Linked DNA regions of Homo sapiens: regions 2 and 3 are each linked to region 1. A link is a contact called in ENCODE Hi-C or POLR2A ChIA-PET data. All regions are on one chromosome and are shown on one strand. The core of a region is the stretch at or near the end of the contact, and the rest is flanking DNA. Distances in the headings are between cores, read along the strand shown. Region 1 overlaps LOC105370504 (a long non-coding RNA gene). Region 2 overlaps LOC105370504 (a long non-coding RNA gene). Region 3 has its middle 150 kb from the start of DDHD1-DT.

What was found. Hi-C counts contacts between places; a loop is a spot of excess contacts on that map. ChIA-PET counts read pairs that join two places held with the same protein, here RNA polymerase II (POLR2A).
Region 2: a map of PC-3 shows a loop between it and region 1 (4-fold over the local background). The contact joins two enhancer-like sites. A Hi-C loop is called at or near these places in 1 of 168 maps with a recorded cell type or tissue (PC-3). POLR2A ChIA-PET finds 5 or more read pairs at or near these places in 2 of 52 experiments (MCF 10A and Panc1).
Region 3: a loop to region 1 is called in a map of PC-3, with 3 times the contacts of the local background. The contact joins two enhancer-like sites. A Hi-C loop is called at or near these places in 1 of 168 maps with a recorded cell type or tissue (PC-3). POLR2A ChIA-PET finds 5 or more read pairs at or near these places in 2 of 52 experiments (H1 and PC-3).

What each region holds. Positions count from the first base shown.
Region 1 is chr14:53,366,862-53,370,613 of GRCh38, reverse strand. LOC105370504 (a long non-coding RNA gene) reads right to left here. Exons shown (of 4, transcript XR_943876.3): 2 at 1,113-1,162. Among named protein-coding and RNA genes, the nearest start is that of DDHD1-DT, 220 kb to the right of the region's middle. RefSeq lists an enhancer at 1,122-3,752. Within about 2 kb of position 1,526, at least 3 of the 41 ENCODE cell types and tissues checked have a DNase peak (open chromatin) inside an H3K27ac peak, as active enhancers do.
Region 2 is chr14:53,326,230-53,330,392 of GRCh38, reverse strand. LOC105370504 (a long non-coding RNA gene) reads right to left here. Exons shown (of 4, transcript XR_943876.3): 1 at 1-4,163. Among named protein-coding and RNA genes, the nearest start is that of DDHD1-DT, 170 kb to the right of the region's middle. Within about 2 kb of position 2,492, at least 2 of the 41 ENCODE cell types and tissues checked have a DNase peak (open chromatin) inside an H3K27ac peak, as active enhancers do.
Region 3 is chr14:53,305,028-53,309,153 of GRCh38, reverse strand. No RefSeq gene overlaps it. Among named protein-coding and RNA genes, the nearest start is that of DDHD1-DT, 150 kb to the right of the region's middle. RefSeq lists an enhancer at 2,609-2,903. Within about 2 kb of position 2,538, at least 14 of the 41 ENCODE cell types and tissues checked have a DNase peak (open chromatin) inside an H3K27ac peak, as active enhancers do.

The DNA of each region.
Region 1 (3,752 bases), core at 277-2,776:
ATCCCACGGCCCTGGGTCCACTGATCCTTTTGGGTCTTCCTCTGCGTGGAATTGAGGAAGGCCTTGCTGATATTACTATTGGCTATTACATGCTTCTCCCATGGGTTCCACAGCGTGGGCTTAATTATCATTAACTCATCACCTGCATCACCCACCATCTCATGATGAATGAGACACACCATACTAGTCACAAAGGGTGAGGTCTCCTCCAGAGCTTTCTCCTGCACAGTCTCTCATCCTCTAGTCAAGAGGATGACTACTCTCCTCCCAACCATCTCCAGAATAATTGTAAAGATTGGGTTGTGGAAGAGAAATCTTGGTCTCGCCTTCATGGGAGGCCTCAAGGCTTGAGATTTCTTTTCCTGAAACTTTCACCCACTCTTTGGGTACCAAAGATTGAATCCTCACCAATGACCATCAAGAAGCCCCACTGCCTATAGCTAGCATTGGGCCAGATGTCTGACAGGTTGTAGGGAGAGTACTTTTAGTCTTCAGCTCAGACTTCTCATGCTTATACACTGGATTTGGATGATTTTCAGATTCTCCTGAAGGCTACTTAAATAGCTCCTCAAAACAATGGGACCCCTAGCGTGAGTTTAGCACACAGGGAAAACAAAGGCATACTCACACTTACAATCACCAGGAGTGACATTCAAATTCAACAACTGGCAGCCATTCATTAATTTGCCGGCTTGTCAACATTCTCAAAAATATAAAACTTCAGAATTTTTGTGGGAATATACTATTATTGTATCCAGCAAATCCTTTTCCATGGGGTTGCCAACCAAAATAAGCCATTTGCTGACCCAACACTGCTAATAGCATAGTTTTCAACAGAGAACGCTAAGTGTCAACTTTCTCAGCCTTCTACTTCCACCTATTACTTGCAATTGTCCAACTACTCTTTAATTCGACTTACTATAACTCAACAAACATTGATTTGAGGGCTATTGCATGACAGACCCTGCTGTTTCAGATGCTGCAGTAAGCAATAATAGCAGAGGATTTGAGAATGTTTACAACACATTTCCCATACTTCATCTCATTTAATTATCTACACCAAATTATTATACAGCTCAGATAAGTAAAACATTGATAGTCCTGTTTCTTACCTCCTTCCATCCAGCAAGCTATTCTTGATCCCTCTAAAGTCAGCTCTCTACTAAAAAAAAAAAAAAAAGAAATAAGAAAACTCAGTGGCCCAGGGAGTTTCAACAACCAGTTTATCTAACTGTTCTACTTGTTGCAGTACAGGCCACAGAGACCTCTACATTTATTCAGTGACCTCAAAAATAAAAATTAAAGTTTCCTCCAAATAAAAATTCCTTAAATGACTTTCACTAAATTTTCAGGCTAGCTTTAATGCTGGCATAAACTAAATAAACAGAATAGAATTTTGTTTATAAACTCTCCAGATTTGGACTATTAGTCATGAGCAACCCATACAAATAAATTTTCAAACTGACCTTTTCTACCCTTGCCACTTCAGTGTAAGTCATCCATGACTTCTGGTCATCCCACATACTTTGTACTGACAAACCTTTAATTTGCAAATGAAGATGGGATGACTTAATAGGTAATTTTTCATTTAAGAAGTAATATTTTTGTTAAGTGCCTTGTCTGACTAAGTTAGCAACCAAAGTTAAATCCACAGAGTATAAAAAGAGTTTTGTTTACACAAAAAAAAGAAAGAAAGGAAGAAAAATTCTTGTCCACTTCATTCTTTGACAATGCATCAGAATAATAGTGGGCTATAAATAGAAGATGCAAGAATGACTAATTCTGTTTTGACTCTATCTCTTCAATGACAAAGGAAACCCCTCTGTACAAACATATTAAGCTAAATCATAACAGCTGGACTTTAGGAATTTTATCTAGAACATCTACATCAAACAACTAAGGGTGCCAACCTTGAAGATGTACAAATAACTCCCAGTGGAACCCAGTTTTATAACTATCAACTCAAGGGACTTGTGATTTAAAAGAAAGATTTAAATACTGCCTTGCTTTAAAAGAATACTCCCTTGAAATCATCACTGCTAATAAAATACAGGAGAAATTTACCCCAAATTACTTTATCCTGGAAAAATCTGTCTTTTGTGACTGAGAGAGCACACATGCTTCATTTATAGCTAGAATCTTTCTTTCTGAAAGCTTAGTTATCCTTCAGAAATTTGTCAGCTAAATTAAGCCCTTAGCCATATAGAGAGAAGTCTGCTGGCACTGCACTGGGAAGAGAATGAATGAAAGACTGGATTGAATTTTCCATGGAAGCCGACAATTAATATTGTTTTCTTTGGTATATCCCTTTCTGTCCGTTGTTTTTGAGCTCTCCAAGAGAAGAAAAAAGTTAAGAAGCCTGATTCAGTCATTTCCAAATCTCACTTCCAGTTTCCATCTTATTTAAGACATGACTTAACTTTAATGTGTGTAACATAAACAGAATCATAAAAGGGAAAGAATTAGAACAGTCTGGAAGAGTCGGTGTCCAAAGCAGGAAAATGCCACAGCTGATTTGCCCTTTTTATTGTTGTTGGTCTTTTCGTTGTTTACTGCAAGGAGAAATTATCTGTTCCTCTGCTGCCGCTTCCTCACCCTCCATTACAATCACTGGGAATTCCAATTTCACAAAGTTATTACAATACAGCCACAAATAATCCATCTTGCCAAGTCCATCTTCAGGGCCGAAGATAAAGTTGGAGCTGAGTTGCTACACACATCTGGAGAAGGTTCGTTACTTGTAATCGTGAGCTGCTCTGTTAATGCACCCATGAGAAAGGGGCTGACAGGCTGCATATTTCTGCAAACTGTTCCCAGAAAGAACCAATTTCCTGACTTCCATGTGGTGTCAATAATGGAGGCATGAGATGGAGCAGTGCTTATGAAATATTAAATCTGCTTACAGGACCAGCTAGAAGCAAATTCAGACCACCTGTGAGAGGAAGTCTAGCAGTGGGTACGCACACTTTGGCACACACATGGCACATGTGAATGATATGCTCTAATCTATGCATTTGGGCTCATTTGCCACAAAACTTCCTGACAGAAGTAGTGTGTGTGTGTGTGTGTGTGTGTGTGTGTGAGAGAGAGAGAGAGAGAGAGAGATGCAGTAAAACACATTTCTGCACATTTAGAACTGAAACAGTTCAAATCACTGACATTATTAAATTTACTATCATAAGCAGCCAAAGTTCATCTTATTCATCAGGAAAAAAGTGACTGATGTTTCGTGGCATTAGTATTAGATCATTTTGGTTCTTGCCAATAAAAACAAAGCATTAGTGTTTCAATGTTTTAATATCATGATTTAATTCTCTCAATGATATTAGGACCAAGAAGCTCAACCAACGTGAAGACCCCATCAAAATTCTTGAGTCAAAACTATGGTTCTGAAATGAGTTCACCGTCCTGACCTCCCATTTCACAGTATATATTTTATGCTTGTGACTTTCCAAATATGGGCTCTTAACATTGCAAATGTAAAGTTTTATATGACTAACTTGTGTTTCAAGGGTTTGCCTAAGTAAATAGAAAAACATCTGGGCTCTTTTTACTGGCAAAAGCAAGAGATATTTGACCTAAGATCAGATTCTGAGACTTGAACATTAACTTGGTCTTTCCACAGAACGTCTCTAATTTTCCACAACTCTCTGCTGAGAGGGTTCAGCCCAGTACTTTTAGAGAAAGGATGGACAAAGCCTGTGTCCCCCTAAGACATATGTCCCAGTTGGCTTCTTTCACCCCAAAACTTT
Region 2 (4,163 bases), core at 1,243-3,742, 41 kb after region 1:
AGTCATAACTTTGGATGGCTTGAACATCCAGTCACTGAGTTTTCCTTGAGGTAATCTGACCTAGCTAGATCCTAGACATGGAATCTGCCCACTCAACCCTTTTAAAAGTTGCTTAGTTTTTAAGAAAATCTGAACTGTCAACCAACAGAGTAGAAAGATTTGCAGTGCCCTTAAGTCAACCAAGGGAGATCTAAAAATCAAAATCTCCCTGACATTAGTAACTAGCAATAAATGTTCAAACACTCAAGGAAATTGGGCTTTCTCCCACAAAGGTCATGTTCTTTTTTCCTCACTAAGTTCTTCTGGGGCTTATCTATAGTGATAGATCTACCAGATAAACATTCAGTCACCAGTTTAGGACACAGTATAGAGAAATTTCATGACAAAACACTAATTACAATGAGTAATGTACAAGTACACAGATCAACTACGGTTTATCTTTCAATATGAGCCACAGCCCCTTCCTGGGCCATTCTGGTCCCTAGTAAGGTAATATTCCTCCTGGCTGATTTCTCCAGGGTTTATTCTTGAGCTCAGACTTAACCAGGCTACTGCAATCCTAAGCCACGATGATGCTATTTGCGTTATTAAGGTAACACTAATTGCTATGACAGATAAACTCAGAAATTTTGTTCCATGCAATTACTCAGGAACCAGACTGTCAAAGGCTCTGCTGACTTCAGCACCTGGTTTCCAAGGTCACCCTAACCACTGACATATAGCCAGCAGAGGGGGAATGAGGATGGCAGTCACCTAGGAAGCATTGATGGGCCAGGCCTAGAAGTGATGTACATGACTTCAACTGGCATTCCATTGGCCAGAACTCAGTAACCTGGTCCCTCCTGAATGCAAAGGTCATTGGGAAATGCAGTCCCCATTTCAGTAGCAACTTCCCAGAAACAGTACTCTATGGAAGAGAAGCATGCGTCATGTGTGGACAGCAATCTAGATCTGCTACAATGAAGACAGTGGTAGCTGGTGGTAGCAACCACCATTTACTGTGTTCTAGGCCCCTGATAAGTGCTGGACAAATAGCCTCTCCCCGAATCCTCAAAATAACCCTATGAAATACATTTTATTATCCCACTTTTAAAGACTAGGAGGCTGAGGCTCAGAGAAGAATAAGTTAGTTGCCCAAAATCACCTGAGTAGCCAGGAAGAAACAAAGGCTAAAATCCCAGACTATCTAACCATAAAGCCCACGTTCTCCAGCACTACTCCACACTGCTTCCGTTACGTTTGGCTATAGTGACTTGATTAGTTTTTTTCCTCTTTGAGTTGTTTATCTTACTGCCAGAGAAGTTTCTACTCACCACAGAACTTGGAACTCCCTACAAGTTTGAGAATTGTCTAGGGTCTATAAAATTCCTTTGTAGCTTGAAGCCAATTCTTTCTTTCCGTGAAATGATCCCTGGATCTCCCACTCATCAAAACCTGCTTAAACTGGGCTCTCTTATTTCTTGGATGCACAGCCCCAGGTCAGCTCCCCGGGGCTGCTCCTCACACCCAAGTCTTTCTTAATGAACTTGCCTGAGTCATTGAATGTATTTTTTGTTAAACTTAGAGCCTGTCCAAAAAGAAGGTTTCTCAAAAATGTCCTGCCACTTTCCACAGGGCTCTCTCAAACTCTGAGATGTCACAAATCTCTCCTACTCACTCCCTAAAACTCTGTTTTAAGGCTCTGTCTTACGATCTATTACTTTTCTTTCTCCCTTGAGAAATAACACCTTCAAAACCTAACACTTATGTTTAAAATTGCTCGTACTTAGGTCCACGTGACCTTCACGCTGAAGAGGCTAGGGTGAAATTGGGGAAAAAATTAGTAACACTGGGGGCTGCAAATGTCTTCAGTTTGGCAGATTTGTTTTTTATTGTGAGGCAATTCAACCAGCCAATGTGAAGGACTCTTTTACATAAATTCAATGGAAGTTTCAGTCTCCCTTTTTGAAGTATAAAAAAATGTGTAAATGACCCATTTCAGATCTTTGGTTGTTTATTTCAATAACAAAAGCCTGATTCCTTTTCCTCTCAGAACCCTAAACCATATTTTCAGGGAAATTCTCAGATCCTTGCCTGAGAACTTGGAACAGTCCAAGTGACAGAGCTTTTGTTTTCGGCTTTTTCATTGACCTACAAAATCCTATTTTACTTTGGTTCTCCTTTTTCAATCCTTTTAATTGGGAGTGACTTTTTCTTTTCCATGGTAACATTTAATATGTCATGTCTCCCTCTCTTCTAGTGAGCTCACAATTGAATGTCAAGTGACCTTGACACTAGAAAGCCTCACCATACTGCTTTCTTCTTCAAGAATCTTCATTAACTTACCCAAATGTGACCATATAATGGAGAGAGGGAGAGGGACAGAAAGAGAAGAAGAGAGAGAGAGAGAGTGTGTGTGTGTATGTCCATTTTTGGCAACCCAGAGTCTACTTCCCAGAGCCAGCTGTAGCGCCTACTATGTCCCCATAGTAATCACACCCCCAAGGAATGTTCCAGCCAGAATCAGAATCAGCCTTGATCTCTGAGTCAGCCCTACAAAGTTCTCACCTTTTGTGGAGGAGTGGAGGAGCTCTGGGCCAATGTGACTCACAAAAAAACTCTTATTTCTCTGTGCCTAGAGGCCAAAATTACCATTGCCATTCTAAGCAGTCAATAAAAGGCATAGGGGACATTCAGTTAAATGTGGCAGATTGAATGTGTATATTTACCTTCACTGTTTGCCAAATACCACAAAAATTACAGAAAGGAGCAAATAAAATGCATAAATCCACAAGGAAGAGAACAATAAGGAAAATTAGAATAATTAAGTTTTGGAAGCTGAAAAGCAAATGGACTACTGACTTAGCAGACGTGAAAAAAATAAAACCTAAGCTAGCAGTGGGAAAAACACATTTATCTGGACAAAGAACTAAGTCCAGTCTCTTAGCACCTCTTAAAGAAGGAGTGCAGACAAGCCTGAAAACAAATGGATTTTTTTGAAAGTCAAAACCAAGCAGTATTTCCATTATCTGCTGCTGCATAAAACCTACCCCAAAACTTAGTGGTTGAAAACAACCATTTTGTTTCGCACACAATTTTATGGGTTAGAATTAAGGAAGGGCTCAGCTGGCCAGATCATCTCTGATCCTGGTGGCATCAGCTGGGGCAGCTGAAGCAGGAGAATCCATTTCCAATATGGCCTTAGCATTCATGTTCTGGCAACTCAGTGATCCTTGGTGCCTCTCTCTTTCTCTTCGCTCCTCTCTTCACTCTCCCAGTGAAGTCTCATTCTCCAGAGCCTCTCCCATGGCTTGGGCTTCTCACAGCAGAAGCCTCAGGATAGTTGTACTTCTTACTGGCTTCCAAGAAGCAGAAAGGAGAAGCTGCCAGACTAGTTAAAGACCAAACCGGGAAGTGGCCCAGCATCATTTCCACTGTACTCTGTTGGTAGAAGTCCCAGGGTCCACCAGATTTGAGAGAGTGGAGAAATAGACTCCGCATCTTAATGAGAGAGGACACAGTCACATTGGAAGAAGAGCACATAGGATAAGAGATGCTGTTGTGGCCATTGTTGAAAAATGCAATGAACTACAGTCCACCTTTTAACCACAATACTTCACATCCTTCCCAGTGCAAAATATATTCATCCCACACCCAAGACGGCAAAGTCTCATCCCACTATGGCATCAGCTCAAATCCAGGATCTCAGCATGTACATTAGATCCAGGTGCAGATTCCTCAGGAACAGCTTCAGGCACAATTTCCCAGGTACAGCTCCTTAAACTCAGTTCTCTGGAGTTGAAGATCTGTGAACTATAGACATAAGTCATCTGTCCCCCACAAATACCCAACATACAACACACAGCATATAGAATGAGAAATATTGTTCTGGCCATTTTAGAAAAGACCATATGCCACAGGCAGTTAGACCACTCCCCTACAGTCAGGGAACCATCTCTCATTCACCCAAGGAAAAAATGAGAGATTCTCTAGAGAGGGTCTCTGGATTCAGGGACAGCAGGCTAAGTTGAAGGTAGAAATGCTGAATGGAAAATAAAAAAACAAGCAAAGTTTATAGGATGAATAGTGAAACCCCTAACTCCCATTTCCTCATTACTTGTCCCCAGAATGCTAGCAGCTACGCTCATATCCCGAGGAGAGAAAACCTCTCTGAAAAAACTGAC
Region 3 (4,126 bases), core at 1,289-3,788, 62 kb after region 1:
ACCATGGAATACTACTGAGCCATAAAAAGGAATGAAATAATGGCATTTGTAGCAACCTGGATGGAGTTGGAGACCATTATTCTAAATGAAGTAACTCGGAAATGGAAAACCAAAAGTCACATGTTTTCATTTATAAGTGGAAGCTAAGCTATGAGGACCCAAACACCTAAGAATAAAATAATGGATTCTGGGGACTCAGGGTGAAGCGTGGGAGGGGGGTAAGGGATAAAAGACTACAAATAGGGTGCAGTGTACACTGCTCAGGTGTACCAAAATCTCAGAATCACCACTGAAGAACTTTTCCATGCAACCAAACACCACCTGTTCCCCAAAAAAAACTATTGAAATTAATTAAATAAATAAATAAATAAATACCTATAGAAGCCCTAAAAACTAAAAGGTTACAAGACTACTACTTCCCATATATACAATGTTAACACATAAAATCGGTATAAAGAAATTAATAAAGGTAATTTTTCTCAGAATGACCATTTTGATAAGTTTTTTCATATATCAAATTATTTCCAAAATATTTTTGGTACCACTGCTTGAGTACAGGCTTAATCTGCCTACTTGATAACCCAATATTATATATACAGGTAGGCAGATGAATGAAAAGAATGAAAAAAGAGGTAGATGAGAGATAGACATATAGATGAATAGGGGCTATATTTTAACTGCTCACATAATATTTCAAAGTCTATTTAAATGAAGATACGAGATTAATTAGAATGTTATCTATATTCCTCAAAAATGACTCTTCTTCTTGCAAAGGTAGATTATGGTATTCTAAAACTTAAAAGGACTACAGAAATCATCATGCCAACCACTTTCCAGATGAGGAAACTTAGGCTAAAAAGATAAAAGCCAGGATCACACAGTTGGTGAGTGCCAGAATGAAACCAGATCCTAAATGTCCTGCTATCTAGCAAAGCAGTTCTCTACAATACAATCCCACCTTCCTTGATAATACTAAGTTGCTTAGCAAACAAGATCTTCATAAATGTTGCAAGGATAAATTTCCTTTCAGTCTGCCCGAAGCAAATAACCACAATTTGCTTAGTATTAGTAAAACTCAGATCATCTAGGCATTGTCACCCCTTCAAGTTGCCCTCAGAGTGGGACAGTCAACTTGGAACAAAGTTTGACTTAACACAAGTTTCCCAGGTCTGAGAAATATGGCAAGAGGTGGGATTTATTGTTGTTGTTGCTTATCAAAACAGTGAGAAATGGCATGTTAATCAGCGAAGGACAAATTGTGGCTGTCATTTCCTTTTTCTCTAAAAGGTAAATATGTATAGACTGCAAATCATGTCCAGGAGAACTTATTTCTCACATCCCCATCCATCAGTTTGCTCTCAACTGCTCTCAACAAAGTGAGGAACCAGCTTTAAAATAGCTCTGAAATGGAAGGCTACTCTAGGTATGAAATATCCCATGGACCAAACCCAATAATCTCACTTCTCTTGAGTGCTCTCTTATTCTGACATCCAGCATGGTCACAAATAGCTTTTAAAACTGGACCAGGTACAGAAACCAGTCAAAGAAAATAAGAGGATAAAATTTGGAGAAGCCCGTCATGGATTTTAGCTTCCAAGCATATCACCAAAACTGTAATGTTCAACAACTTAAGCAGACATTCTCAGTGACTTCAGTTGACTTCAATGAATTCTGTTTCAGTCCATTTACCACAAAACAGTATGCCAAGGAAGGGACCCCACAGAGAGGAACTTCTCCTATCTAGTCATACCCTACCAACTCAGGTCTGAGGTCCTGATACTAAAAAGCTAAGTAACAAAGAAAATAATTTTTGTGCCTCTGAAGCCATTTTTCGAGGTGAGATGTTTCGCTCCTAGCCAAGCAAAGCTGCAGAATCTGTAGAATGTTGTCTTGCTCCCTCCTTGTCACCAGCCTGCCCTTTAACCCACCACTGAATGCCCTTTTTCTGCTCCAAGACAGCTATTGAATCACCACATTATACTCCCTGACCCTGCGGGGCCATGGTACAATATCAGAATGTCAAACTGGGTCTGAAAAGGGCTTTGTGTGGGATGAGACAAGACTCTAAGGATAGTAGAGCTGCTGAATCACTCAGGATCTGACCACAAATAGTGCTACGCTAAGCTTGCTGGGTAAAACTGCTGCCAGAAGCCCCTGTTAAATTTCTGGGCTAATTATGGAGGGTGGGAGGGTGACCTTGGAGGCAAGTTGTACTTAACACAGAGACCAGGAAGCCTAAGGGAAGAAACCCAAGTTGTACATCCTCATAAATACAATTTAAAATTCTCTAATTTAATAAAAGCATGCGATCCTACGACAAGGTAGTTTTCCTTAGGAGCAGGTGCACTGCAATTTTTTTTTTAATTTTCATATTAAATCTTCAGAGAGTTACACGGTAGATGGCAGCCTGGAAATACGCTGATGTATCCTGGCAGAATTTCAGACATAATGATTTTTTTTTCCTCTGTAAATCTTCCATCAGTGGGAAGGAAAGCCCTGCCAAAACTGAGAAACCCAAGCTGGAGGCAGCGAGGCTCCCACTCAGAGCACGGCGACATGCCAAGGCTTTCAAGGCCAAATCGGAAACAACCACGTTGAGTTCATTAAAACGACTGAATGATCAAAGTCATGCAAGCCTTCACAAAGGCAAAAATTAATCTGTTTAATACTTGGCTAAATTCTCAAGTGCTAAAGTAAATTTGAAACGAAATTCATCAAACTCCCCCTCTTCCTGTGGAAAAATCCTTTGAGTTCCTCAGAGTGCCCAGCAGATGGCAGAAGCGGTCTTTGTTTCAATCCATGGGCCTCAGCTACCGCGCCATGCCCAAAATTAACGGGAATAGGTACACCTGGGTATAGTTGTATATCTGAATGTGAAAATACACTTTCAGGATATCAGGAATTATATTCCAGTATGGCTAGGGTTATTCTCAGTTATCAATCTCGAGGGAGGAAACGTCCCCAGGAAGTGGTACCAAAAGATGACTCTTGCACATCAATGAAAAGGCCTGTGGAAGGACGACAGTCCAACTACTGGAACCCTGTTTTTATATCTCTCAGGAGCCTCCCACCATGCCCACCCCTCATCTCCCTCCCATTTCCTACTCCTTAAAGACTTGCATACACATTCCTGAGTCTTCAGCAACCTGTGTCCTCGCCACCCAGGTGAAGAAGCTGGGTATGTGCAGGATATTCCCTACTGCAACAATGCCTCCTCAGCCTGCCTCCTCTGCCCAGGTCAGCCTCCACAACCAGAGGTTCTGGGAATTAGGTTCCACTGTCCTGAGCATTATGAATATTGATTCCTGTTGGACAAACTGCAGCTAGTCTAGGATCTCAGATTCCTCCATTTCCCGGGAGGGCAACATATAAAATATTAATACATTTCATCATGAGAAACAAAACTCATTAAAACTACATACATATTCATGAAAATTCTTTCACTGTTTATTTCATGAAATGAAAACATTTTTTCCAACCAGATCAAGGGAGGGAAGAAAATGTTTTCTATAGGTCCAATTTTATACACTCTGGTATGAAATGAATCAATAGTAGCTAGGAGGAGAAAAATCAAAGATTTCCTTTTCAACAGCAATAAATCCAGTCAAATCCTATTTGGTATGGCACTTGCCATAGCTTGTAAAATCTGAAGTTGCTAAATTATGTATTTCAATAGTAATTCCTTACAAATTAATAGGAAGTGCTAAATTAGGACAAGTGGCCTCCAATTGGATCCAGATGCTCAATCCTAGACTAGGTAGAAAGTGTGAAAAATTAGGAACTGTACTGATTCTTTCTCTGAGTTTGTTGAAGGAGCCAAGTTCTTCCAGCATGGAATGTAAACACTTGGGAAGGTAGCCTAAGAGAAGCATGTGTTACGTGGCAGCCTGAGTCCCAGCTGTGTTTACACTGAGATTCCAAAATATCTGAGCCTGGAAGGACAGCTGTGGTGTAAGGAGGAACAGAGGAGCCTCCTGGGACAGAATGACCCCAAAGGGAAAGAGAGAAGCTGGTTCAAAACCAATGGGCCAGGGTTCAAGGGGTGGTGTGGTCATTAACAAAGCAGGGTGACCATCGCTCAGCTTATCCAGGAGACTCACATCCAAGTCCCAAGGGTGATGATGGA